2 separate regions of the Homo sapiens genome follow, and region 2 is linked to region 1. Evidence: read pairs that join two places in POLR2A ChIA-PET (ENCODE). Cell type or tissue: PC-9. All regions are shown on one strand. Links, peaks and the distances in the headings refer to the core of each region. The heading gives the core; the rest is flanking DNA.

What was found. Peaks named below come from ENCODE experiments on the same cell type or tissue, not always from the same donor. Only the 100,000 strongest peaks of a DNase experiment are listed, where the experiment ranks them.
Region 2: POLR2A ChIA-PET joins it to region 1 with 14 read pairs; 3 of 35 experiments call an interaction of 5 or more read pairs at or near these places.

Annotation. Positions count from the first base shown.
Region 1 is chr9:95,450,859-95,462,154 of GRCh38, reverse strand. It overlaps PTCH1 (patched 1), which reads left to right. Exons shown (of 24, transcript NM_000264.5): 16 at 157-299; 17 at 2,372-2,555; 18 at 3,862-4,142; 19 at 5,742-5,879; 20 at 8,535-8,677. Among named protein-coding and RNA genes, the nearest start is that of PTCH1, 53 kb to the left of the region's middle. In PC-9, for the core only: no CTCF peak of the experiment used is centred there; no DNase peak of the experiment used is centred there.
Region 2 is chr9:95,373,850-95,390,966 of GRCh38, reverse strand. It overlaps LOC105376156 (a long non-coding RNA gene), which reads left to right. Exons shown (of 3, transcript NR_188614.1): 3 at 2,354-4,472. Among named protein-coding and RNA genes, the nearest start is that of FANCC, 65 kb to the right of the region's middle. In PC-9, for the core only: no CTCF peak of the experiment used is centred there; DNase peaks (open chromatin) are centred at 7,496 and 9,626; H3K4me3 peaks cover 1,256 bases; H3K27ac peaks cover 5,924 bases.

The DNA of each region.
Region 1 (11,296 bases), core at 2,037-10,036:
TGCTTTCAGTCAAAGTGGATGTGGGACACAGAGGGTGTGTTTCTGATGGACGTCTAAGAGCCCCCTGCCCTGCTCAGTCTCCTCAGCCCACCCCGCTAGGACCAGGGTCCTTCTGGCTGCGAGTTATAATGTGTTACAATCATTTGCCATTTCTAGGACTTCAGGATGCATTTGACAGTGACTGGGAAACCGGGAAAATCATGCCAAACAATTACAAGAATGGATCAGACGATGGAGTCCTTGCCTACAAACTCCTGGTGCAAACCGGCAGCCGCGATAAGCCCATCGACATCAGCCAGGTACTCCAGCTGCTGGGCACTGAGGGCGCTTCCAGGGCTGCGGGGCCGCTGCCCTGGTGGAGGCTGCTTGACAGCGTGTGACCCCACCCTGTGCTCTCTGGAGACCTAAGGCACTGGGAGCTGGTAGAAAGAATATTGGGTGACTCTAATTCACCTCCTCCCACCAGCTAATTGTGTGACCTCAGGCCAGCCAGTGCACCTCACTTTCCTCATCTGTCAAATGGGACAGGCGTGTTCCTACCACCAGAACAATTGTCAGAATAAAGTGCAGCCAAGAGAGTGCAGGCTCTTTCCAATGTTAGAAATGCAGCGGCGTGTGATTCTTTCAGTTCTAGGACTCGGTACCTTGTTGGTCTTGATGGTATTCAAGCTTGGAAAGATGGATTTCTTGGGTAGCAGTCATTTGGATGAGCAGAATTTGGGGTAGGTGGGTGGGTTAGGAGATTGGAGAGGTGACAGAAGGATGGGAAGATTTGTTACATTTGAGATCTTTGGGTGGCCCTGGCCCCAGGAGTAGACAGATCGCTCTGTGATGAGTGAAGCAAACGGAAATGTGCACCCTTGGAATCAGAGTGGCTGCGCCATTCTGCTCACTCCTGCAGTAATAACCGTTTCTGTTTGGGAATCATATTCTCCACTTGTGTTTGCATCTTCTTGCTGCCATTTGGATTCCAGCATACCCCTTTTGGTTCTGCAGGTGTGTTCAGGAGTGTGTTTTGGACTCCTCCAATTGCACGGGGCCCGGGCTACCTCAGCTTCCTCGGAGCCTCTTCCCTTGGCTCTTTGTAGCTTGCTTGCTTCACCTTCAGGCAGAAAACCGTCATGCTAATGATCTTCTCAGCAGCTATGTTTATTGTCTCCCCTTTTTTGCTGGCATTCAAGGTGACAGATTTACAAAGTACATTGTTCAGAGTTGTTATGGAGTGTGAAACTCTGAGCTCACAGCAGCAGGCAGCAGACCATCACGTTTCCCAAGGATGCAGGCAGAGGAGTCTGCCTCAGAGACACCAGGAAAGTGCCCAGGCAGCAGGGCTGGGCGAGGGACCAGGGATACTGTGGGACAAATGGGATTGGGCCAGACCCCCAGATACCATTTCCTCCTCCCGGGAGGGAGAAAGGCGTGCTGCATGCACAGAGGCCACGGGCTGCGCTGTTTGATTCCAGGGATGTGTTGAGGACATGCAGTTGTTACATATCCTGTGGATTAATTGAATCCAGATCCCCGAAATCCAGTTCTCTCACTCTCTCCCTGCTCCTTCTTCCTTCACTCCTTCTCTAGGAGCCGCTGTCACTGGTGTTTTTCATTTTGTTTAAAAAAGACCCAAAGCGAGGAATGAGGCCTGAATCTAAAATAAACAGGAAACGGAATTTTTCTATGTATATAAAACGTACAAACACATACTGAGTCCCACAGAGTTCCCCACCTCAGCAAAGCCCACAAGCCCTCCTGCCGAGGGAGCACATTTGGCCACGCAGAGGACGCGGCGTGCGGAGTACTACGACCTCCGGGAATAAGATCACCTGGCGAGGCTTGAGGGTGTGCACTCGTCCCTTGCACTTTCTGGCGCTGGGCATTTTTTGAATCCACAGGTCATAGGAGGCTAGTGTTAGCAAAATTTATACAGATGTTGTTTTATTTTTATAGCTCTCCTCCATTTACTGGGTGGCATTTCCTTCAGTGTTAACAACAGAGGTTAACTGCACACAGACGTGCATGGGGATTCTTGCCAGGTTTCTCCCCCTTCCCCTCCTATAAATATGTTTCTCCAGATTGTTCATTCTCTGCCTTGGCTGCAGACGGTCTTTTAGCATTCAGATTTAATTGGTTCAGCCAATTCCTGGGCCATCTGCAGAACTGTGTTTGTTATAAACACGCCAGTGATTGCATCCTCCGATAAGTGCACATTGAAAGAAATCAAAGGTGTTCTGATGGGATTTTCGACACTTTCAACAGTAGGCATTCTATTCTTTGTTGTAATGCTGTGCGAAGCTCAGCTTCTGTGCTCTCAAGGCAGAAGTGTGTTTACCCCCAACCCCATTCTCAAAGGCCTCTGTTCTTCCCGTTTTTGTAGTTGACTAAACAGCGTCTGGTGGATGCAGATGGCATCATTAATCCCAGCGCTTTCTACATCTACCTGACGGCTTGGGTCAGCAACGACCCCGTCGCGTATGCTGCCTCCCAGGCCAACATCCGGCCACACCGACCAGAATGGGTCCACGACAAAGCCGACTACATGCCTGAAACAAGGCTGAGAAGTAAGTAGCGTTTTATCGGGAGGTCTGGGAACTTACAGAGGTGCCTTCCCTGGTTCTCCAAACTCAGCAACAGCCTTCATCCGTTGACGCTACCCAGGGTTCAGAAGTGTAAACAGAACAATCTATTTCTTCTCGTTTAAAACTCTGGGAGACGAGGATGTGTAATGGGATACAACCCCCGCACTCTATCACATTGGGAAATCAGTGTCTCGTCTCCATTCGTAGCTTTAATGCTAAGACGTTCATTAGGCGTTGCTCTCACGTGCCAGCTGTTCCCTGTGAACACCGGGGACGCCTCCAGGTTAAGTGTTATTTTACTATTGCAGAGTTTTATCGCTGGGGATTATATGTTTATCTTAACTTTGTCAACTCTGGTGTTGAAGGGATTTTTGGCACATTGGGTCATTCCTATAAGCCACCAAGCACCTGCACTGTGTCAAAGCTGTTTAAACCGGAGCAGAAAAGTCTGTATACAACAGCGTCCTCTTCCTTTCACCTCTCAGCCCAGAGTTTGAAAGGTGGTTCTGTGTGGATTTCATTTGCATTTCTGGTGGAGATATTAGTAGCGTATGCTTTGGATACCGGGCCAAGGGAGGATGTGAGAAAGAAGACGGGTCCCCTTGCAAACATGGCTGGAGACTCAGCGAGTAGTGCTTCCCCGGATCCAGTGCTGCCCAGAGCCCTGTGGCAGGCAGCCAAGGCTTGTCTTAATGAAAATTTATAGTTGAGATTATAATAGGGCAAATCATGTTTAGCAAGTCAACTGAATGACCCCAGAGGGTCTGGAACACACAACGGCAGTAACTAAATGCTTGTTGTGTAAGGATTTCTTCCCCTGTTGCTGAAGACTTAGCATTGCATTAGAAAAGAAGCATACAAGGTTGAAGTTTGTTCAGGCACTAAAAGGATAAGTTAAGCATTTTTCTCAGGAAAGCATGACTCTTGAGTTCTTTTGCTCTTGCAAGTGATTGAATAAAACTGTGTGAACTTGGTATTTTCATATGTGTCAAGGGAACAAAAAAATGTTCCCAAAATGTAAGCCTGGAGTTTTTAGACCCCTCACAAAGAATGACTGCTGGAAGATTAAAATCAAATCTTAAAAAATACACACATCACAGAGTTAAACATTTTTAAACCAAATGGGAAGATCGTAAAGGCCTGGAGGCTATGATCAGCATTGTTTGTTCTTTGTATCATGTAGAAGAGCAGTCAGTAAGCTTTCATGCAAAGTTCTTCTCTCTTTCCATTGAAACTGTGATGCTCTTCTACCCTGGGCTGCTCCTAACCTGTGCCCTTCTCTGTCCAGTCCCGGCAGCAGAGCCCATCGAGTATGCCCAGTTCCCTTTCTACCTCAACGGCTTGCGGGACACCTCAGACTTTGTGGAGGCAATTGAAAAAGTAAGGACCATCTGCAGCAACTATACGAGCCTGGGGCTGTCCAGTTACCCCAACGGCTACCCCTTCCTCTTCTGGGAGCAGTACATCGGCCTCCGCCACTGGCTGCTGCTGTTCATCAGCGTGGTGTTGGCCTGCACATTCCTCGTGTGCGCTGTCTTCCTTCTGAACCCCTGGACGGCCGGGATCATTGTGAGTGTATTATAAGGGGCTTTGTGGAAGTCAAATTCCTTTCAGCATAGCTCTTTCTGCAGCCGGGAAGTTTTGTTTATGTCTGGGCCTCTGGAGGAGGGTATAGCTTGCATCATCCGTAATATGTTTATTCTACTCGAGGTGGTGAGGTCCATGGTTAAGGTAGAACCTCTAATGGCCTTATTCGTAGGTCCTCTCTCCTGTAGCTTGAAGATTTTTGTGGAAAGATAGGGGACTTTTTAAAGCACACCTTCCATCACAGCTCTGAACATTTATTAAATCAAAACACTCAAAGCCTAGCTCATTTTTTCTTTAATTGAAAAGTGTCATTTTGTGACCTCATCCAGGCCTAATAACGACATAGCAGGTTCTTCTGCATTTAACATGAAGGGACAATCAGAGAAGTTAGGAGAGTGATATATGGAGAAAATGATTTTGTGTGTTTTAAGTCCTGGGGGAAAATGATAAACTAATATTACGAACCTGTTTTTTGGCATCCCTTCTCCAAAATACTCTCAGATTTTGATGTAAGTTTCATGTAGAGTCTAATAAAACCGTGGCAATGTTTAAATTCTGTGAACTATGGTATAGCCTTTAAAATGCCAAAATTATAAAAACAAAGGCCAGATTTTGTGTCTGCACCGTGAGTCTGTGCAGCAGGTACATTAAAAGGTAAATGTTTAGTCTGTGAGAGTTTTCATGGCACTTAGCAATTGATGTTGTCCATCTTTCATCATTCCTTCCCCTCCCTCCACCTCTGCCCACCACCCACCCCCAGAGAAGAAAGATCATTTTTCTCCTTCTCTTCCATCTGGTAACTTGTTGTTTATTTGTATCTTCTCCGCTTTGGACCAAGAAACTCCAAATCTAACTCACAGATTTTATTTCCATTTCCCCACAAATTTTTACAAGGAAGATGAAAGGCAAGAAGCTTTTCCTTGGATTTTAACAGTTGGCTCAGTCCACCCCAGCTGTCCCCAGCTCTTCAAAGTGCAGGGCTCCTGTAACCTGACAGCGTCAGCTGATGACGACCTCCCCGCTTACCTGGCCCCCACATCATCTTTGCTTAGCCTGCAGGTTCACTCACAAAAGCAAAACTACTTTGACCTGCAAATCTTTTATTCACCCCGTCCTATCAGCTTTCTTTAGAATGGAGAGTGAGGCAACCAAAAACTTAATGATGGGTTCACGGATGGTCTCTGGCGGCTGAGACCCAAGCAGGAGGAGAGATGGGTCTTGTTGTAAACTGTGAAATTCGCAGCTAAGTGATGCGGCCATGCTTGTGCAATTCCTCGTGGATTGCGCTGGTGGAGTTGTTCTGTATGTTTTTTGCTTTCTGGAGAAGGTACATTGGAAAATAATTTGCATTAGAACACTCTACTTTGCCTTCTACAGCTTTACACATCAGCTGTCCCACAGTCTCCCTTCCCAGCGGGAAGATGAATTAGGCAGTAAAGGCAGTGTCCAGAGTTAAAGCAAGTCAGTCCATTCATTGTTTTGATCTGAACCGAGGACACCTTAGCCCTCTGGCGACCTCCCTTGTGGGCAGCCCCAGAGGGTGACCTGCCCGCCCACTGACCACTGTGTGCCCTGCTCCAGGTGATGGTCCTGGCGCTGATGACGGTCGAGCTGTTCGGCATGATGGGCCTCATCGGAATCAAGCTCAGTGCCGTGCCCGTGGTCATCCTGATCGCTTCTGTTGGCATAGGAGTGGAGTTCACCGTTCACGTTGCTTTGGTATGGGAGACATTTGAAGCAAAAACTTTGTGAAAAAACAACCCATTTCCTCTGGCTCTGTTTGTCTCCAAGTGGGAACCTTGCATTCTCCCTGTGCGTGGCAGTGAAAAGGCCTCAGGGCACAGGGGCCCCCTAGGAGAGCCTGCAAGATTTCTGGATTCCTTTCCCTCAAGGGAGGCTAAGGAGAGGGGTATGGAAGGTACATGGCAGCGGGCCCTGTCAGCCGTAGGCAGTGCAGGGTTGGTGTGTTGGAGTGGGCCTTGAAGGGCCGTGCTCACCTGACTTTGACTGTCATTATACCCCCACGATTCCTGACGTTGTGACGTTTGTTCATAAGGCGGATTATGTGGTGAGTGTGTGGGTGGGCATACACAGAGTTTTAAAAACAACAGGAACAGTGGGGATAAAATGAGACCACACTCACAGGCTTGGGGATGGCATCACTGAGGATGAGGTGAGCTGGCAGCCAAGGAAGTACCCTCGGGCTTAGGAGTGGAGGCTCCATTGTTCAGCCCCGGGGAACTGGCTCTTCTACCTAAGCCCACCCAGTTCCTCAGACCTCCCAGCCTCTACATTCATGATAGCAGAAAGTAAGAGAACCAGTGTTGCTTTCAACAGACATTTTTTTCCCTCTCTTTTTCTCTATCTTGCCCTGTGAATGCTTTGTTGGAGGTAATTAAACTTCAGAAGGAATCTTTAGTCCAAGAGATAAATCTGTTGTATACATTTATCAAAGAATTATCCAAAACATCACAACTGTGTAAATTATGTTCTGTCTGCAGATTAGAGCCTAAGAACTTGGGGTTATCAGTAGGCATTCAATAAGTAAATGCGTTCACCTGTTAAATATCGACGTGCGAAATACCCTAGCTAGGAAGCCAGCACTGGGCTTGACCAAATCACTTCCGCCATTGCTTTTGCAATCTCTAGCACAGGTTTCCTTTGGGCTCAGCACATGGCACATGCATGTCTCCACATAGGCTGCAGCCTTGTGCCTTCTGCAGTCTTTCCAGGGCTACTGTGATACAATTGAGAGATTGTAAACTTTTGTGTTTTGGAAGGAATGCTTTGTTGAAGTTATCCCATTTTTTTTACAGTGTATCATAAAAAGCCAATAATATGGCAACAGTATTCTCTAAATTTTGAGCCTGCTCAAATTATTTTCTTCCTTTGAGCTGGGAGGAGGGACTATTTTTTTAAAAAGAAGAGTGCCAGCCTAGAGTTTAGAAAACCCATAATTCCAATACAGTTCTTCAAAAGGGAGATAAATTTGCATGTGAGTTAAGAATCCATAAGTTATTTTATTCTGATGCAAATGGAAACCACCTTTTTTGGAAGCTAGCAGGGCAAATGGGTATCCCAGAGCAGATTTTTACCATGGAAATGCTAACTGCAGTCTCTAAACTCTAGGACTTCTAGTCCAAGTCATTTTCAGTATTCTGATCCTCTATGTGAAATTGCATTTAGAGTTGGCAGTTATTGCTCTTTCAAGGTTTGTAAAATGGTAGAATAAGGCTGTGAAGAAGAGTCTTCTTTCATGAATGTCTTTAGGAAATCAGTGGGTTCCCGTTCATTTGCTGTCTCAGTAACATAGAAACAGTGTGTGACAGGGTAGTCACAACTAGGCCCTTATGGCCTCATGGCCCAAATATGATGCAAGCCAGCATGGCTGAAAAACCCCTTTGGTGCCTTGCCCCAAGAGCAGAAGGCAGCTATATTGACCCTAATGTCTTTACCAACTCTGAAAGAGTAGAACCTGTTTGAGAGAAAAGTATGAAAACTCTTAGCACACCTTTGTATATTTGTATTTTTTCATCTGTTAAGGAGAACGACCGTCTCAGTCCTTCTGCAGGTAGGTAAGGGATAGAAACGCATCCTGCCAAAGACACCCAGCCCTCTCCTCTCGGCATAATCCAGAGCAGCCTGAACTTCAGAGAGAGAACTTGTGCCAGGTTCAACACTCCCTGCAGGGGTCACACGTTCAGGCCAACAGTCTGATCTTCCAGAATTTACTCTGCAAAGTTCCCGTTTAGTTATCAACAGCATTTCTGGCCTAGGAGAGCTTTAGGACTGCAGGAGAGACAGGGATGTGTCCACACAATGTTCAGAAGGGCTTGATTCAAATGTACGGTCCTGTGTATTTCTTGCAATACACTCATAGTGCTTAGATGTACTACAAACATAGCCTGAAACAGTGACAGAAGGTCTCACCTCTGCATAATCGTGAGGAAGTGTGTGTAGCACCCAATTGCTTGGGACACTGAGCTAAGCTCTTAGCCATCCAATGCATTAGCCAGAATCCTGTGCTGTGGGAATTGGAGGTCTCACGTGTGAGTGGTGTGAGATCATTTAAGGAGGGGGGAAACTTCGGGGTGAGTATCAGTGAAAAGAAGGGGACATTTCTGTCCATTTTTATATAGTTTTGATTTTACTGTGTTCAAGATTTACGTCAACACCAAATATGACCCAGTGTCATGAAGAGGTCATCTTAGTTTAAGTCTAGGTGCTGCTAGTTGAGCTACTCTGATTACACATTCTAGCAACTAAAACAGTAAGATGTGAGCAGTTCTGAGAGCTTGTAACATTTAGGACAGAGCTGAGCATTTACCAGGTGAAGTCCAGCAACCTGATCTTGTGAACATCCTCATTGCACAGGCCTTTCTGACGGCCATCGGCGACAAGAACCGCAGGGCTGTGCTTGCCCTGGAGCACATGTTTGCACCCGTCCTGGATGGCGCCGTGTCCACTCTGCTGGGAGTGCTGATGCTGGCGGGATCTGAGTTCGACTTCATTGTCAGGTAAGCAGGCGTGTGCAAGGAGACATGTTTTAGAAATCATTGTGATTGGGCCGGGTGCAGTGGCTCACGCCTGTAATCCCAGCACTTTAGGAGGCCGAGGCGGGTGGATCAGAAGGTCAAGGAGTTCAAGACCAGCCTGGCCAAGATGGTGAAACTCATCTCCACTCAAAATACAAAAATTAGCCGGGCGTGGTGGTGGGTGCCTGTAATCCCAGCTACTTGGGAGGCTGAGGCAGAGAATTGCTCGAACCCGGGAGGCGGAGGTTGCAGTGAGCTGAGATTGCGCCACTACACTCCAGCCTGGGTGACAGAGCGAGATTCTGTCTCAAAAAAAAAAATATTGTTATTAGCTCAGGTGATCTTCGTTGCTTATTTCCTTCTGTATCTGGTAGATTGCAGCACCTCGTCATCGTGACTCTGCTTTCTTTTGAACTTGTTAACGTAGAGATATTCGGAGGTATAAAGACAAGCTCTCTTCTAGAGCTGTCTTGGGGAGTATCTTGAAAACAGAAGGTAAAGGATTTGGGGCTGGCAGCAAAGACAACTCTGCAGCTTGAAGCCAAAGGATCACCCAATAGGTGGCCCATTATTGTCTCGGGTTAGAAACACTGCAGAAAGAAATGCCACATTTGACCTACGCTCCCTCTCCTTCAAACTGTAGAAAGGAAAACTTAAAAATACCTAAAATTGTCACCTGACTTTATTCTTTTAAGAAGTGAAAATGACGTGCTCAGATTTCATATTCGAGTCCCCACAATTAGGAAGCATTTAGCATTGGACTTTGGTGTCAACTCTTGGGAATCTAAGCCTAGTTTGGATCTCAAGGCAAGTCGTTTCCAGTTGATTTAATTAAGAATATGACTTTGTGAAATATAAAAGAACAGTGAGTTTTCCTTTTGAAAAGAATTTGAGAACTGCAGAGGAGGAAACCACTTGCTTCTTTGAGCAGCCTCCATGGCTTTGTGAGGGACCTGCTCTTGGATAGAACTCTGCTACTTTATGGAGCTCTAAGGCCAGAATCACCAATAAGTAAAAGATAGTCCAGGATTAGAACCATGACAGGGCAGAACCAGATGTGAGAAATGATTGGTTTGTTTGGCACGCTTCAGTACTGAGAGGTTGTGTGTGTGTGTGTGTGTGTGTGTGTGTCAGAGAGAGAGATACGCTTCTTATCTTCAAGTAAAAAGAAGAGGGTTTCAACTAGAAGTTTTAGCCAAAGTTTTATTACGGGAAAGAGATGAGTCCATTGGTTGGCCTGTGGCATAGCCCACTGGGCAATTTGGCATCATGGAGGCCGCCTTCTTAGAATGAGTGCCAAGCTTGCTTATTGTAGTTTTTGCATAGAGTGAATGGTGAAGTGGAATCGCTGTAGACCAGCGCTTCTCACACCGATGTGCTGAGGAATCATCTGAGGGTCTAAGTGCAGGGCCGATTTCGGGGGGCGGGAGGTGGGATGAGGGCTGGGTCTGCATCTCCAGCTACCTCCCTGCAATGTCCATGGAGCTAGACTTCTCAGCACAAACTACTGCTAAGCCAGCAAGCCAGTTCCTAAATTCCTGTTTGCCAATACCAAGTAGAGAGTTGCCCAACTGAGTTAAATGTTTTGGTCTGTGTTTTATTTTAGTTCTTAGTTTGATTTTAGCTTTTCCTTTGTTCTTAGTATACACTTTTTCAGGCACTAACGTTATCATTATGATATAAAAGCTCAATGTCAAGTAGAGTTTCTTTTGCATATTTACTTTCTCGTTTAACACAAATATAACAAGCACCCCATAAGTGCCATTTGCACAACAGCAAATAATGGGGACCCCCATATCCCTCTGTGTAGCCTAAGGTCTTTTAGGGGAGAGACAAGTTCACAGGCAAAACCAGGGGAAATGCAAGGTGTGCTGGGGTCTCATGAGTTACAGGAGGGTCTCGCTCAGCCTTGTGGGGGATGCTGAATGAGGAAACTTAGCCTGAATTAGAGCCCCCAGCTGGAAACCTGGCAGCTGGAATCCCAGCGCTCTCCTCTCAGCCGGGGTTGTTCCCGCCCAGAAATATCAGGGTTCCTCTTTCAAGCACTTAAAAGGGCTTCCCATTTTCTAGGATGGGATGGATTAACCTGATAAAGGCCTCACCAAGGTCAAATAAATGAGCAGACACTGTATATGCTAAGCCGTCAGAAATCTAATTGGCCTGTTTATGCTTCAGCTAGATGGATGGGATGCAAATGTCTTAATGTGGCTGCTGATACATGCCCCAGCCGAAAGTTCCAGCAGTTTACATTAGACCAAGACATTGGCTGCTTGGTTTTTACTAATGTAGTTCAGAAGTTTCTAGTGTTTACAATAGCTGTGAGGTATTTGTATTTTTATGGGGATTCTCTCTCCTTTCATCTGATGTCAAAACATATATAGACATGGCAGCACTGGTTGCCTGTTCCATTTTATGAACCAGAGGACCATTAACAGATAGATATCTTGCCCCCCCCTTCCCAGAACATCCTGAGCCTCTCCCCTACCCCAGCCCACTTCCATCAGAGTTGCCCTAGAAATCATTAGTTCCAGAAACGCATCCCTGCGTGGAGTCTGTGCCCTCCAGCCATGCAGAGTGTCTGCCAGAGGCTGTCCCTGGCTG
Region 2 (17,117 bases), core at 4,031-12,030, 73 kb after region 1:
TACAAATTAAGAATTAAAAGATATTCATTCCAACATGCAAATAGCACTCTTCATACTAGAATAATCTACAGTTGAAATGCAGAAGTCAGTCCTAAATTAAAGGTATGGTTTTACTTTTAATACTTTCTTTCTGAAAATCAGGCATGTTTAAGTTAATTTAAAATTATTTTGAGAAAAAAGGAGTCACTATCTTCATTACAAATATTTGTGATCATGCATCCTTTAGCGAAGTAATAATGAATGGTTGGACTTCTTTAGGCATGAAGACAGTCTAAGCTTAGGGCCTAGACCTTATTTCCTTCCAACACAAAAATGGCAGTCTGAGTAAATTAACCTAAGTAGTGACACAGGAAACAAATCATGCCCAATTCCCAACCTCGAACCCAACAACTTGCTTCCAACAGTTAATGGTCTTCCTTATCACTCTTATTAGGGCACGACAGATTCCATCTAACAGATCTGCAATTACCATAGTTCCTTTTCTTTTAATCCAGTATTTAAACCATTCAATGATTTCCAGTTTCACAGAATCCATATCTACCTAAGCCTAAGTGGACAAAGTATAATTCAGCGAACAATTCCCATCTGCAGGAAAACTAACCATATAAAACATGTTTTCGGAAACACTTGTCCCCATTACATGGTTAGGAAGCAAAATTCAACAAGTAGTCATTGACAATTTTGCCTCTTTCATAAACCACACTTTGAGATGTATAAAAGTATTGCTAATTTCAAATAAGAGAAGAAGCCAAGTCTAATTAATTTTTTCCTCAGAAAATCTGAAATCTTACCATATGTTTAAAATGGACTTATTATTCAGCACTCTTTTAATGTTTTTGTTTTTTTAGGAGATGGGCTCTCAGTATGTTGCTCAGGCTGCTCTGGAGCTCCTGAGCTCAAGGGCAATGTTCCCACCTCTGCTCCCAAGTATGCACTCATTTATGTAAAGGTTGGTGTTGATAAAACACATATTGACCAAGCCCCTTAATAAGACGGTTGAAACACAATTAAGATAAGTAGGTTTAAACCAATCACATTTTCTCAGTGCTGCCACCATTGACATTTTGGGCCTGACAATTCCTTGTTGCAGGGGCCTGACCTGTGCCTTCCCGCCTTCTACCCCCTCAATGCCAGGAGCCCCCTCACAAGTTGTGACAACCACACATGTCCCCAGACATTGCTCAAATCCCCTCAGCAGCAAAACCGCCTCAGCTGAGCAGCTCTTGTTTAAACACACACCCATTTTTAGAACTGAGTTTGGATTACAGTTTTTGAACATTCATCTTGTCTCTGGGTTAAAGATGAATGTTACCAATATAAAGGAGATTTGTGTGGCTGATAGAGAAACACTCAGGAGTTACTATCATGTGAAGAAAGCAAGTCATATAATACAGTCAGCATAATTCCACTTATGTGAAAACAAACGTAAAAGTTATTTCCATATATAAAGGCAAAGAAGACTACAAGAATCTGCACAGCCCACTGATATCAGGTTACTTCTGAGGAGGCTTTTGAGGTTAGGGGGAGACTGCTGTGCTTGGACTGTTGGATTTTTTTTTTTAGAAACTGTATTGATGTATTAATTGTGTAATTAAAATAATAAAGGAAAGAAAGGTCTTGGAGCTTTAAAGTTAAACAGACTCTCAGTCCTAGCTAGTGACCTTAGGGTAATTTTATTTATTTTTATATTGTTATTATTATTATTATTATTATTATTCTGAGACAGAGTCTCACTCTGTGGCCCAGGCTGGAGTGCAGTGGCACAATATTGGCTCACTGCAACCTCCGCCTCCCAGGTTTGAGCGATTCTCCTGCCTTAGCCTCCCGAGTAGCTGGGATTGCAGGCATGTGCCACCACGCCTAGCTAATTTTTGTATTTTTAGTAGAGACGGGGTTTCACCATATTGGCCAGGCTTGTCTCAAACTCCTTACCTCAAGTGCCTTGACCTCCCAAAGTGCTGGGATTACAGGTGCGAGCCACCGTGCCTGGCCTTAGGATAATTTTTAAAAACGGTGTTAGGTCTCCTCAGTTTTCAATTCCATAAAATGTAGATGATAAAACTGACTTTGAGGAAGTTCACAGAAGTGAGTGAGGCACATGCACGGGAAGCAGCGAGCATTACGCGCTCCCAGCACGTCTCCCATCTGATGCTGCTGTATCTGAAGTCGCAGTTCGGATGAGCATGGAGTATAATCTGAGAGCTGCGTAACCCCAGTTCCTGGGTTCTGGATACCTCTAACCTTCTCCCTTCTCCCTCTTCATGGTCACGGCCAAGGCCCACCTCCTGCCCTCTGGCTCATCTCCAATGCCTGCTCCTGCATACATACACTCACCTGACGATATCATCTCTAGGTCTGCCACAAATGTATGCAGAGGCCCAGGAGGAGCCAAGACTGAAAACCGGAGGGCCTAAGTCAGCGTTTCTCAGGATGTGATGTGCAGAGACCTCAATCTGAATTATCCTGCAGACCACCTTGGTCCCACCCAGCCCACTGAATCCAAACCTTTGGGGGTGGGCCCTAGAATCTGCTCTTCCAACAGGACAAACACCCCCTTTCCACTGCACTGTAAAGTCTGGGGCTCACCAGCCACAGACCTGACTATAGCTCAAATGCTGTGTGTCTTTATCTCCTGTGCACTAGGGAAAGAACCAGGAGAGGACAGCATAGGGGGAAGCCCAGGTCATCCTGTGACCTCCCCACCTCTGCCGGAGTGACCCCTTCCTCTGGTTCAAAATCTCCAACAACAGGGTGCAGACATGACCTAGACCACCGTGTGTGGTGAGATTACTTGAGGACCTGAGGTAGAACGCTTTCAGGATGGAAACGTCTCAAGACTTGGAGTCAGACCCATTTAGGTTCAACGAGTGGTTCTGCCACTCAGTAGCACTGAGCACACGTAGAGTCCAGATCTTGGTTTCCAATCAAAGGAATCAGGGCTCCTTGGAAAGATGGCTGATTCTAAGGCTGGGGCAGGAAACATGCAAGATGAGCCTGGAGCTTCTCGTAGTGACAGGAAGTAAGGAAGCACTCAAGTGTCCCCCCCACCCCCACACACCCCCACCATTGGTGGAGCTATGTCAGAGGGGCGCAGAGACAACTGCAAGGCTTCTAATGGCCAATGCTGGAACAATGACAGCAAGGAATAAATAAAGTGATATTTAATTATAACCCAAAGCATACTACAGCTGTTCATGATCCCATACTGACATAAATAAATTGTTGAATAAATTAATAAATGGAGAAGAAACAAACCTTCCAGGCAGAAGAATTCCAAATAATGTATGTAGATGCTGCACACTGAGAGAGATAAAGCATAGCTCCCCACTCCTAAGTGTGGGCTACACATAGTCACTTTCTGCTCAAGAGTACAGGATGGAAAAAAGGAAAAAAAGAGTAACATTCCAATCACCTGCACCATTCAGGTGATCGAGGTCCTCATCAACAGTCATAAATGGGCCAGGCACAGTGGCTCATGCCTGTCATCCCAGCACTTTGGGAGGCCGAGGCAAGCAGCCCACTTGAGGCCAGGAGTTCGAGACTAGCCTGGCCAACATAGTGAAACCCCGTCTCTACTAAAAATTAAAAAATTAGCCCCGAGTGGTGGCACACACCTATAATTAAAGCTACTTGGGAGACTGAGGCAGGTTCAAGACTCGCTTGAACCTGGGAGGCAGAGATTTCAATGAGCCAAGTTCGTGCCACTGCACTCCAACCTGGGTGACAGAGTGGAGACTCCATCTCAAAAAAAGAAAAAAAAAACATAATTCATGTTGCTAGAGTGTCCCCTTGATATGGCACTTTCATTCTGTGACCTTCCTCCCCAAAATCTATAACCCGTGTCCAGTCATGTAAAAATCATCAAACAAATTCCAGGAGAGGAGCATCCTACAATACACCTCCCTAGCACTCCTCAAAACTGTCAAGGTCATCAGAAAAAAGGAAAGTCTGTCACGGGGTGTCCAATCTTTTGGCTTCCCTGGGCCACACTGGAAGAAGATGAATTGTCTTGGGCCACACATAAAATATGCTAACACTCAGGATAGCTGGTGAGCTAAAAAATAAAAAAGGTCCGTGCATCAATCTCATAATGTTTTAAGAGAGTTTACGAATTTGTGTTGGGCCACATTCCAAGCTGTCTTGGGCCACATGTGGCCCATGGGCAGAGGATTGGACAGGCTTGGTCCGTCACAATCAATAGGAACCCAAAGAGACAGAACAACTAAATGTCCTGTGGTATCCTGGATGGGGTCCTGGAACAGAAAAGAGATACTAGGTTTAAAAAAAAAACTAAGAGAATCAGAATAAACGATGGACTTTGGTTGCTAATAATATATCAATATTGGCTTATTAATTGTAACAAATGTACCATACAATGTAAGGTGTTTATAACAGGGAAGCAAGATGGTGGGGCTGGGCTGGGAACTCTATCTGCTCGATTCTTCTGAAATAAAGAACTGCTCTGAAAAATATCATAAGTGCAAATCTTATAAATCTGGGGAGAAATGTTTAAAAGGTATTAATAATAGATGCAGCCCCTAATGCTCCCTAAAATCCTCAACAGCCTGGAAAATTGCCTTTGATGCAAAATAAAACGAATGATATGTTGTTGTTTTTAGAGGTAGAGCAGGAAAGTAGAGAGCAGAGCTGCCTGCTGATGAGGAGGCAGCAGGAAAATCTCATTAGCGCCTGAACCTCTGGTTCCTCAGGGTGTCCATGGGACCTGGTTGGTGAAGCTGTTTGTTATTTTTCCCAATTTTCCATGTTTTCCTGGTACTGAAAATACCTCTCCAGTAACTCTCCTAGAAACATGTAACCCCATGGAGAAAGCTAGACACACCCTGGGGCTAAACAGGAATGTCAGGACACCTTGCCTGGGTGGTCAGGAGAAGGTGCTTTAGTTACACCTACAATAAACTCCCGCGTGTCAGCAACCTGAATGGGTCTCTGCTCCTCGCAACAAGAAAGAAGCACAGAAAGGACGGAAGTTACTCAATGTACAGTGGCACATTGGTGATTTCTTCTCAATGCAGCGGCATTATCAGAACCATGTGTTAGGGAAATAATGGCTTAAAAAAGAAAACTGGAGTTTGGAAGGCCCATTACAGCAGTGCTTCTCAGCTGTAGGGTGGGTGAGAATCCCTTAGAGAGCTGCTTCACATGGATTCCCAGGCTCCCGCCCCAGAGATTCAAATCCAGTAGGTGTGGGCTGGGGCCTGAAAATGTGCTTTTCTGGCAAACTCCCCAGTCCTGTGGCGGTGGCAGCTGGTCTTGTCCCACTCTGAGGAATTCTAAGGCAGGAGGGCTTTGCAAGTCTGTCAGGAACGAGAATGAGAACAAGAGGACAGGGTCAATAAATGACTCTCCTCTTCTGTGGTGCAGGATACCGTGTGCATTTTAGTACCTGGTATGTGGACACTAGACAATGATATCCTGGGACCTAGGACCACAGGGAACTCACTGTTACTTCCCCAGTGTTACATGCTGTCCGGTACAGAGGGTGAGCTTCATAAATAGTTGTTAGCTGAACAAGTGAATGTAACATGACTTAGCGTTTGCCTGGGTATTGGGAGTGATGACGGTTTGAGTGTTTATGTACCCCCCAAAACTCAAGTGTTGAAACTTAATCACCACTGTGATAGTATTAAAAGAAGGGGCTTTTCAGAGGTGACTAAGTCATGAAGGCAGAGCTCTAGTGACTAGGGTGAAGGCCTTTATAAAAGAAACATCACACAGCATTTGCCCCTTTTTTGCCCGTCCACTTTCTGCCGTGTGAGGACACAGCACTCAAGGCACAATCTTGGGAGCAGAGAGCACCCCTCACAGACACTGGACCTGTGGGTGCCTTGATCTTGGACTTCCCAGACTCCAGACCTGGGAGAATATACATTTCTGTTCTTTTTTTTTTTTTTTTTTTTTGAGACGGAGTCTCGCTCTGTCCCTCAGGCTGGAGTGCAATGGCGCCATCTCGGCTCACTGCAAGCTCCACCTCCCGGGTTCATGCCATTCTCCTGCCTCAGCCTCCCCAGCAGCTGGGACTACAGGCGCACGCTGCCATGCCCAGCTAATTTTTTGTATTTTTAGTAGAGACGGGGCTTCACCGTGTTAGCCAGGATGGTCTCGATCTCCTGACCTTGTGATCTGCCTGCCTCAGCCTCCCAAAGTGCTGGGATTACAGGTGTGAGCCACCGCACCCGGCCTTACATTTCTGTTCTTTATAAATGGCTCAGTCTATGGTATTTTGTTACAGCAGCACCAGTGGACAAAGACTGGAGTGGAAGTTAAATGTTTTGTTCTGGTGGAGGGGGACATGGAACAGTGGTGTCAAGAAAAGGACTGGAGATAAAAGAGAAGACTAGAACATGAAATAAAGGAATCAGCAGGGGCTCTTAATGTCAGCAGCTGAAACTTACTCCTGCTGCTTTAAGCGAGGAGAAAATTCACTGACAGGTTATAGGGTGGTTCATGGAGGCTAGAGAGCCCCGCAGGGCACCCACATGGGCGGGACCATAGTTGGGATTGCCCCGCAGAACTGCTCCAGGAGGACCCGGGTGTTATGGGTGCTGTACACAGGCTGCATTTCTTGCCCCGTGCCCACCTTTCCCGTGGGTGTCAGACACCCCCCCATACTGCCCCTTGAGTTCCCTGCCACTAAAGGTTCTCTGCTGTCACTGCTGGGCAGAACCTGGTAAGCCAAGCCTTTACCTGGTGTCAAGCGAGGCTGGGGAGGCAAAGATATGGAGGCTTCAGCCTCCAAGATGGGAGCCAGGATCAGGCAGGGCATCTCCCAAGTATAGAAAAGGGGCTAAAACTCACAAGCATCCAGGACATCTGGCTTCACAGATTGGTCAAGAGCACTCAGTTCAGCAATCAGAAGTGGCCAGGACAGGGGGAAAAAGTTCAGTCTGTGTTGCCTTCTTCACTGGCATTGCCAGGGGCACCTCAGTCCCCCAGAGGAATCATCCAAGAATACAAGTAACCAGAAAGTCAACTTAGCTTAAATGAAACCGTGTCTATTGCAAACCATTTTAGTAAAATAAACTTGCCCATACCAAATTAGGAAATCTGGAAGTAACTTCTGAATTACAATCTATGTAATTATTTTGTTGGTGAAACAATTTTTTTCTCATATACAATTGGGAAAAATAAATGGGTCAATGCTGTGATGTGAGACTACTGTGACATGGAGATTTCTATAGTATCATATTTATTATAGCAGGATTTTATTGGTTTTTAGCAAAGTGGCAGTGACATTAAAGGAATCTAACCAAGCTGCTTTGCCTGAACACTTCCAAAGGGAGGTCTGAGATTCCAGAACACGTTATCATTTTGAAATGCTAGTCAATCCAAAGATGGGATTAAGATAAGCAAATTAGCTTACTATCCACATTGGAATGCAAGTCTTCCAAACAGTGAAATATCTCAGAGCATACTCTTATCTCATCATCTCGTTTTTTGGAATGAATTATTCTGCCTACAAAAAAGCCTCGCTGAACCACCAGGGTAACTGGCAACCTGTGGAGAAACCACAAGCTACCCCGAAACTAATTCACGAGAGTCCCCTCAGCAGATCCTATTTTATGTAAATAAATTTTTTCATTGTTAGGTGTAAAATCTGCAAGTCATTTCACCAACTTTGACTGCATTTCTCAGCCACGCAAGTCTGCAGCTGGCAAGGATGCAAACAGCAGGCCAGCAGCTCGTAAACAGGGTTGGGCAAAGCTGTCAATGTTATTCAGGTATTTTCTGGTTTTAGCCTTTAGCTCATCTAAGATCCTTTGCTTATTTTCCGACTGCAGGCTAAAACTAATTTGTTGAGCTTTTATCAGGGCTGGCTGGCCCTATAGAAATTTAGAATGTTGTTGGCTGGGTGTGGTGGCTCATGCCTGTAATCCCAGCACTTTGGGAGGCTGAGGCGGGTGGATCACGAGGTCAGGAGTTTGAGACCAGCCTGGCCAACATGGTGAAACCCCGTCTCTACTAAAACTACAAAAATTAGCTGGGTGTGGTGGCGCATGCCTGTAATCACAGCTACTTGGGAGGCTGAGGCAGGAGAACTGCTTGAACCCAGGAGGCGGAGGTTGCAGTGAGCTGAGATCACGCCACTGCACTCCAGCCTGAGCAACACAGCAAGACTCCGTCCCAGAGGAAAAAAAAATTTAAAGGTGGCCCTCCTTGTATTTGACCTCGAACTCGTCTTCCAGCAGTTTATTTTCCTCCTTCACTTCTCTCTAAGCGCCCAATATTCTCGAGCCGCCGCTTCCTACCTACCCACCGGCTCCTATGACTCCACCTGTGGGTTTGGCATGTTGCCAACCTGACCAGGCCAGAGGGGCTGAAATGTAATTAAGTTGTAGATGAGCTTTTGTTTTAAATCAACTTGGAGAAAAGATAAAAACCAAAATGTGATGGCCCAGGGAGATAATTACTTTCCTGTGGCTGTTTGATGATCCAACGCAGGTTGGCTCCCAATTTGTCAAATAGCATGTACTGAGCTTCAAACACACAACAAATCTTTATTAAGTACCTTCCGTGCGCTAGAGGCTGTGCTAGGTTGTGGGAATAACCAGAAGAGGTAATCCATGCTTTCAGGTAGCTCAAGGTCTGTGAAGAACACGGGGACCAAGGGAAATAATTACAACATGCAATTAGTTTCTCTACCTTGGAGTTTCCATTGCATTAGGTACAAATGTCTGTTGGCACTTACCTCACACCATGCTTTCCCAGCTCCTAACATGGTGTCAGGCATATAGCAGACTCTCAAAAATGCCCATGAAATAATGAATGAATACACAAATGAACAAACAAAACATTATGGGAATGCCAATATAGAGTGTGGTGGGAGCAATTAACTCTGGCTGGAGGAAAAAGGAAGTCTTATAAGAAATTGTGATTTGAGTTGAGGTTTAAAGCATGTCTAGCGCGGTGTCTGACCTTGAATGAGCCCATAATAAAAGTCAGATGAATTCACTTGGGTGGAAGCTCAGGTGGAGAAAGAGGGCATTCGGAGGCGAGGGTGTTCCAGGCAGAAGTATTCCAGCACTTAGCCTAGTGCCTAGCACGTGGCAGGAACATAAGAAGTACTTGTTAAATGAATGAATGGACCAATGAGTGTAACACACGGCACAGACAAAGTCACCAGTATTGTGAAAAAGTAGACACATTTAGGGAGTGACATATTTGGAAAATTCTATGATTATAAGAGAAGAAGAGAGAGCGAGAGAGGTAGAGAAAAAAGAATGGAAAATACAAGAAAAGTGCAATGCAAGGAGTGGAGCTACTTGGGGAAAGAGGAACTTTGCAGGGAGGAAAAAGCTCCAATGAGAGCATGGAAATAAGCCAAGGACTATAGAATCAGGTGTGGTGTCTGTGAGGAGGAAACCTAAGGATCATGTCTTAATATGACTGTGGCCAAGGGGGCTTTCCGGCAGCAGGGCTCGGGCGAGGAACAGAGTGTGGTCAATCACTGAGGACAGGCAATCTCTCAAGGGACTCTGGCCCAGAAGGAGCTGAGTCATTGAGAAAATAAAAACAAGGAGAGTTAAGAAAAAATGGATTGTCTTAAGCTGGGGCAAATCGGAGTGAGCTATATTAGACCACGTATTCGTTATCTATTGCATGTAACAAGTCACCTCAAAACTTTGTGGCTTTAAGCAACGATCAACCTTTATTACCTCAGACAGTTTCTGCAAGTCAGGAATTTGGGAGCAGATGAGCTTGGTGCTAAGGTCTCTCATGAGGTTGCAAGAAACATGTTGGCTGAGAGGCAGCCATGGGAAGGCTTGGCCAGGCTAGAGAGCAGCTCAAACACATGTTGGTGGGCGCTCCAGTTCCACCTCACACAGGGAGCAACTCACATTAAGTGCATTGATGTCCTTGTGATGTGCAGCTGGCTTCCCCCGGAGCATGTGTTCCAAGAGAGGGCAGAGTAGAAGCTGCAATATCTTTCATGACCTACCTTTGGGAATCGAATGCCATCATTTCTGCAATATCCCATTGCCTACATTGATCAGTCCTGTTCAAAGTGGGAAGTGGGGCTGGGCACAATGCCTCACGCCTATAATCCCAGCACTTTGGGGGGCCAAGGTAGGCAGATCACCTAAGGTCAGGAGTTCAAGACCAGCCTGGCAAACATGGTGAAACCCCATCTCTACTAAAAATACAAAAATTAGCCGGGTTTGGTGGTGCATACCTGTAGTCCCAGCTACTTGGGAGGCTGAGGCATGAGGATCACTTGCACCTGGGAGGCAGAGGTTACAGAGGTTGCAATGAGCTGAGATTGCACTATTGTACTCCAGACTGGGTGACAGAGCAAGACTCTGTCTCAAAGAAAAAAAACAAAAAACAACAAAGGGAGCCGACCACGGTGGCTCACTCCTGTAATCCCAGCACTTCAGGAGGCTGAGGCGGGCGGATCACAAGGTCAAGAGATGGAGACCATCCTGGCCAACATGGTGAAACTCTGTCTCTACTAAAAATACAAAAATTATCTGGGCATGGTGGCGGGCACCTGTAGTCCCAGCTACTTGGGAGGCTGAGACAGAAGAATCGCTTGAACCCGGGAGGTGGAGGTTGCAGTGAGCCGAGATCACGCCACTGCACTCCAGCCTGGCGACAAAGCAAGACTCCATCTAAAAAAAAACCACACACACACACAAACGGGGTTCAACAAAGATGACTAGAAGGTGGCAAGAATCACTGGGGGTAACTATCTTGGAGCACTATCCAAGAGACAACTCCAAGGTGATATTGGAGGCTGGTTACCACAAACTGCATTCCATAATTACCTAATCTGATGGAGTTCTCTAGATTTGACAGGCAGGTTCAATAAAAGACGACAAAAGTAGCCTTCCACAGCTCTGGGCTTAAGATATCCTCCCCATAGTAGCTAATCCCTTCAAAAGGAAAACATCGCATCCTCATTGTAATGAGGCTCATTGGCCTGGCTTGGGCCCAGTAAACAACCGTGAGCCCATTTATTGTGACAGGATGGCTCCATTCCATCTGAAGTGCATAGATGGAGTGTGAGGGACCCACCAGCAGTGACTCGGGCAATTCACTCTTTCTGGTTCCATTACTGGCTCTGTTCCTCCAAAAAGAAGAGACGCAGAGCAAATGAGAGAAAAGGTGGCAGGTGCCCTCTACTGCCCCAATGGAAAAAACCGCCCACTCTGCCCATATCTAAGCTTTTTCTTAGCTGGCGTAACATCACATCCTATATCTACTTGTCTTTTTTTCAATCAACATTTTGTTATTATCTGAATATATTGCAAATATAGATATATCACTACACCAAAGATTTATGAGACCTGGAGGCTGAAAACTATGAAACATTGTTAAGAGAAGCCACAGGGCTGGGCACAGTGGCTCATGCCTATAATCCCAGCACTTTGGGAGGCTAAGGCTGGTGGATAAGTTGAGGTCAGGAGTTCAAGACCAGCCTGATCAACATGGCGAAACCCCATGTCTACTAAAAATACAAAAATCGGCAAGGTGTGGTGGTGTGCGCCTGTAATCCCAGTTACTCAGAAGGCTGAGGCACGAGAATTGCTTGAACCTGGGAAGCAGAGGTTGCAGTGAGCCAAGATTGTGCCACTGCATTTCAGCCTAGGCTAGGCGACAGGGTGAGACCCTATCCCAAAAAAAAAAGCCACAGGAATAATGGCTCACACCTGTAATCCCAGTTACTCAGAAGTTGAGGCAGGAGGATCGCTTGACACCAGGAGTTCAAGACTAGCCTAGCCAACGTAGCAAGACCCTCACTCTAAAAAAGTAAAATAAATAAATTAGCTGGGCATGGTGACATGCACCTGTAATCCCAGCTACTTGGGAGGCTGAGGTGGGAAGATCACTTGAGTCCTGGAGTTCATGACCACAGAAAGCAAGCTATGATTGTGCCACTATACTCAAGCCTGGGGAACAGAAAGAGACCCCATCTCTAAAAAAGTAAAAATAGCCCAAGCATGGTAGCTCACACCTGTAATCCAAGCTCTTTGGGAAGCCAAGGTGGGAAGATCACTTGATCCCAGGAGTTCGAGACCAGCCTAAGCAAAATAGCAAGACCTCTTCTCTACAAAAAAGAAAAAATTAGCTGGTGTGGTGGTGCATTCCTATAGCCCTAGCTACTTGGGAGGCAGAGGCGGGAGGATCACTTGAGCCCAGGAGTCCAAGCTTACATTGCACCATGGCACTCCAGCCTGGGCAACAGAGCAATACCTTGTCTCTAATAAAATAAAAAGAAAATTATAAAGAAAATTAAATAAACCTAAATAAATACAGAGATATCCTATGTTTATAGATTGGAAAACAGAATATTGTTAAGATGCCAATTATCCCCAAATTGATCTATAAATTCAATGCAATCCATCAAATCCAGGAAGACTAGATTTTTATGTTCAAATTGATAAGGGGATTATAGAATCCCTACGGAAATGCAAAATACCTAGAATAGCCAAAACAACATTGAAAAACAAGGACAAAGTAAATAACTCATATTCATAAAGCTATAGTAATGAAGACAGTGTCTTATTAGCATAAAGATAGACAAATAAATGAGCGAAAACAGAAAGCAGAAGCAGACCCAGATATACATGGCCAGTGGGCTTTCAACAAAAGAGCAAAAGTGATTCCATAAGCAAGGATTGCTTTTTCCACAAATGGTGCTAGAACAAATGAATATGCATATGTAAAAAAAAATTAATCCATGTCTCACACAATATATAAATATTAACTCAAAATGAATCATAGCCATAAATATAAATCCTAAAACTATAAATCTTCTAGGAGAATACATAGAAGAAAATCTTTGAAACTTTGAGTTAGAGCTTTTTTAGAATAACAAAAGCACAATTTATTTTTAAAAATTGTTAAGTTAGACTCCATCAAATTAAAAACTTCTGCTCTTCAAACAACACGTTAAGAGAATGAAAAGACAAGCCACAGCTGGAAGAAAATATTTGCAAATTACATATCTGATAAAGGACTTATCCAGAATATAAAAAGAACTCCCTCAAAACCCAGTAATAAGAATATAAACAATCCACTTTTTAAAAGTCACAAAAGGGCTGAAGAGACTGATGAAAATATTTAGATGGCAAAAAAGCTGTGGAAAGATCTTCAACATCATTAGTCATTAGGAAAATGCAAATTAAAACCACAGTGAGATACCAGTACATATCATTAAAATGACTACGATTAAGAGGACTGACTATACCCAGTGTTGGTGAGGATGTGAACAACTGCAATTCTCCAGCCCTACTGATGGGAATGTAAACGGGTACAACCACTTTAGAAAACAGTTTGGCAGTTTCTTAATGAGGTACACAAATACCTAACGTGGGACCCAGCCATTTGACTTCTAGGGATCATAGACCTACATTTCTTGAGATTTACTGAAAAGAAATGAAAGCATTGTGCATAAAAAGAGTTGCACATGAATTTGTAATGGCTCAAAACTAGAAACAACCTGTATTAGTCAAGATTCTCTAAGAGAAACAGAGCCAGTAAGATATGCATATGTGTATCTGTGTGTGTGTGTATTTCTTGTGTGTCTCGTACATGTCTGATAGGTAAGTAGACAGATAGACAGATAGCTAGACATCATGTTGGTTCTACCACTCCGGGGAGCCTTGGCAAATATGTATTTGTGTAATTTATTAGAGAATTGGCTCGTGAGATTATGGAGGTCAAGAAGACCCACAGTCTGCTGTCTGAAAATGCAGAAAAGCCAGTAGTATAATTCTGAGAACCAGGAGAACTACTATCTGAGCACAGAAAAAAGATGGACGTCCCAGAGTGAATAGAGAGGGCAAACTGCCCTTCTTCCACCTTTTTGTTCTATTCCAGCCCTCAATGGATTGGATGGTGCCTGCCCACATTGGTGAGGGCGACCTTCTTTACTCAGTCTACTGATTCAAATGCTCATCTCTTCTGGAAACAACCTCAGAGCTACACCCAGAAACACTGTTTTACCAACTATCTGGACATCTTTCAGTCCAGTCAAGTTGACACAGATTTAACCATCACACAACCCCGTTGTCAGTTAATAGATGAATAGGTAAGGAAATTGTGGTATATACCATAGAATACCACTCAGCCATGGAAAGGCATAACTACTTATATAACGCAACATGGATGCAGCTCAAATAGTTCTGTCACGTGTATACTCTATGATTTCATTACATAAAATTCTAGAAAATACAATTGATAGCGTTGGAAAGACAGCAGTGGTTACTTGGGGGTAGAGAGGCACAGGGAGGGAGAAGAACGGGGTTACCGAGAGAAATGGGGGCTTTTAGGGGATCATGGATACGTTTATTATCTCGATTGTGGTAATGGCTTCGTAAGTGTATACCTGTGCAATTTATTTTAAGTCAATCATACAATCATACCTCAATTAAGCTTAAAAAAAAAAAAAAAAAACAGGTATGATGGCTCATGCCTGTAATCCCAGCACTTTGGGAGGCTGAGGCAGGCGGATCACTTGAGCTCAGAAGTTCATGATGAGCCTGAGCAATGTGGTGAGACCCCGTCCCTACAAAAATACAAAAAATTAGCTGGGCATGGTGGTACACACTTGTGGTCCCAGCTACTTGAAAGGCTAAAGTGAGAGGATTGCTTGAGCCCGGGAGGTGGAGGTTGCAGTGAGCCAAGATCACACCACTGCACTCCAGCCCGGGCTCCAGAGTGAGACCCTGTCTCAGAAAAAAAAAAAAAGAAAAGAATGCAAGGTTTCAATTTATCTCCTATAAATCTGTATCCCCAAAACCAGGACCCTTTCTCAAGAAGCTGCCTGCAGCCAGGTGGCACGGTGGCTCACGCCTGTAATCCCAGCACTTTGGGAGGCTGAAGCAGGCGGATCACGAGGTCAGGAGTTCAAGACCAGCCTGGCCAACATGGTGAAACCCCGTCTCCACTAAAGATACAAAAAATGAGCTGGGCGTGGTGACGTGCGCCTGTAATCCCAGCTACTTGGGAGCCTGAGGCAGGAGAATCGCTTGAACCCAGGAGGCGGAGGTTGCAGTGAGCCGAGATCGCGCCACTGCACTCCAGTCTGGGCAACAGGGCGAGACTCCGTCTCAAAGAAACCAAAAAACAAAAGAAGCTGCCTGGATGATGGGGATAGCATCTTCACTGTCATATGCGTAATTCCCTACAGCTGACCATCCCAGGCATGAAGGTCTGGTCTATTTCAGATGTCCCCACCGACCACTCCAACTTGGAGTGAGCGCTCATTCTGCCCCACTGGTTTTATGCTTATGACAATCCAGAATGTTCTTTGGTTCTTCTGGTGCACTGGCTCCTTTGTTCGTTGTTGTTGTAACTTACATTTTGTCGAACACCCACCATGTTGCACTGTACTAGGCAACTGTGTAGAAGGTGCCCGTAGCAATCGTTACAGTTCAGAGTGAAAGTAGTGCAAAGTCCAGAAAAAGCAGTGATTGACTCTTCCGGCGAAGGACACTGGAGGAGAGCCAGGTAGGAGTCTTGAGCTGATTCTTGAAGGATGAATATGGTTTTGTTTTGTTTTGTTTTGTTTTGAGATGGAGTCTCACTCTGTCGCCCAGGCTGGAGTGCAATGGCGCGATCTCGGCTCACTGCAAACTCCGCCTCCCGGGTTCACGCCATTCTCCTGCCTCAGCCTCCCGAGTAGCTGGGACTACAGGCGCCTGCCACCAAGCCCGGCTATTTTTTTTTGTATTTTTATTAGAGACGGGGTTTCACCGTGTTATCCAGGATGGTCTCGATCTCCTGACCTCGTGATCTGCCCACCTCGGCCTCCCAAAGTGCTGGGATTACAGGCATGAGCCACCGCTCCCGGCCAAGGATGAATATGGGGTTTTTTATGAAGTAATTTTTATCTTCAGTTACATTGTAAGCAATTCAAAACAGGCACCGTGTCTTATACTTTTTGGTTCCCTCATATTTGTTACCGTTGCATGGAATAAATGTTGAGTATTTATTTGTTAACTGATTAATAAATTCATGTAGATGAACAGAGATGTGGACTTCTCAGCTCAGAAATTCCGTTTTCACAGAGCAGTTCCCACAGATGTCATTAAGCATTACAAACTTGTGTTCTGTGACCCGCACTGAGATAGTCCAATGTGATTACTGACTTTTTTTAAGGCCATGGTCACTACGTTGCAGAAATTAAAATCATAACATCTTAGGCAATGTGGAGATAAGAGCTGCCCCTCTGTTATGTAAAAGTATGAATCTTGCCTCCTTTAAACATTTTCAATTTGGGACAGAAAACATTCATTGAATTAGCCAAGCCCTGTGGCACACAACTGTAGTCCCAGCTACTTGGGAGGCTGAGGCAGGAGAATCGCTGGAACCCAGGAGGCGGAGGTTGCAGTGAGCAGAGATTGCCCCACTGCACTCCAGCCTGAGTGACAGAGTGAGACTCTGTCTTGAAAAAAAAAAAAAAAGAAAGAAAACATTTATTGAAATGTGGCATAGTCATATGTCACAATGATGTGAAATATTTCAAGCTCACCCTTTAAAATTAAAGTCCGCAATGACCCTTGGAGCAGGTCATTATTGTTAGAAATAACTTGTGGGTGTCCGTCTGCTGTATCGCCACAACCATGCCTCACCTGGGAACACTGTGAGTTGAAAATTACACGCTTATGAGAGTTTCAAGCACCAAGTCAATGAAAGAAAGAAGTGTTAGCAAACCCATTAACAAATCTGTAAGATACAAATCATAAATTCTGCTTCTTTATGTGGGTGTCTGCCTCCCACACCCCCTGTTATTTTTTTACCTCTGGGTGTTTCATGAGTCAAGGGGAAGAGAAAGAAATACAGGGATTGAGGGTGTTTCATGTTCAAAAGGTAACATTCGCCCCTAAGTTACCCCAGGCGATAGGAAGGAAAGAGGTTTCTGGCCTCTGGTGTAAAAATCAGGTTGATACTGGCTAGTTCACTCTTTTACCGTGGGGTTGGTGGTGATAAATCATACATAAATCATTAGCAGTAGTTTTTCCCAGATGAGGTGGGCTCTGGAAAAATACACAACACTAAGTCACGTCTGAAATATGAGACTGGCACGGCCCACTTTGATGTCATTTAATGTTTTTAGAATCAGTGTCAGTTTTATTTTGCAATTGAAG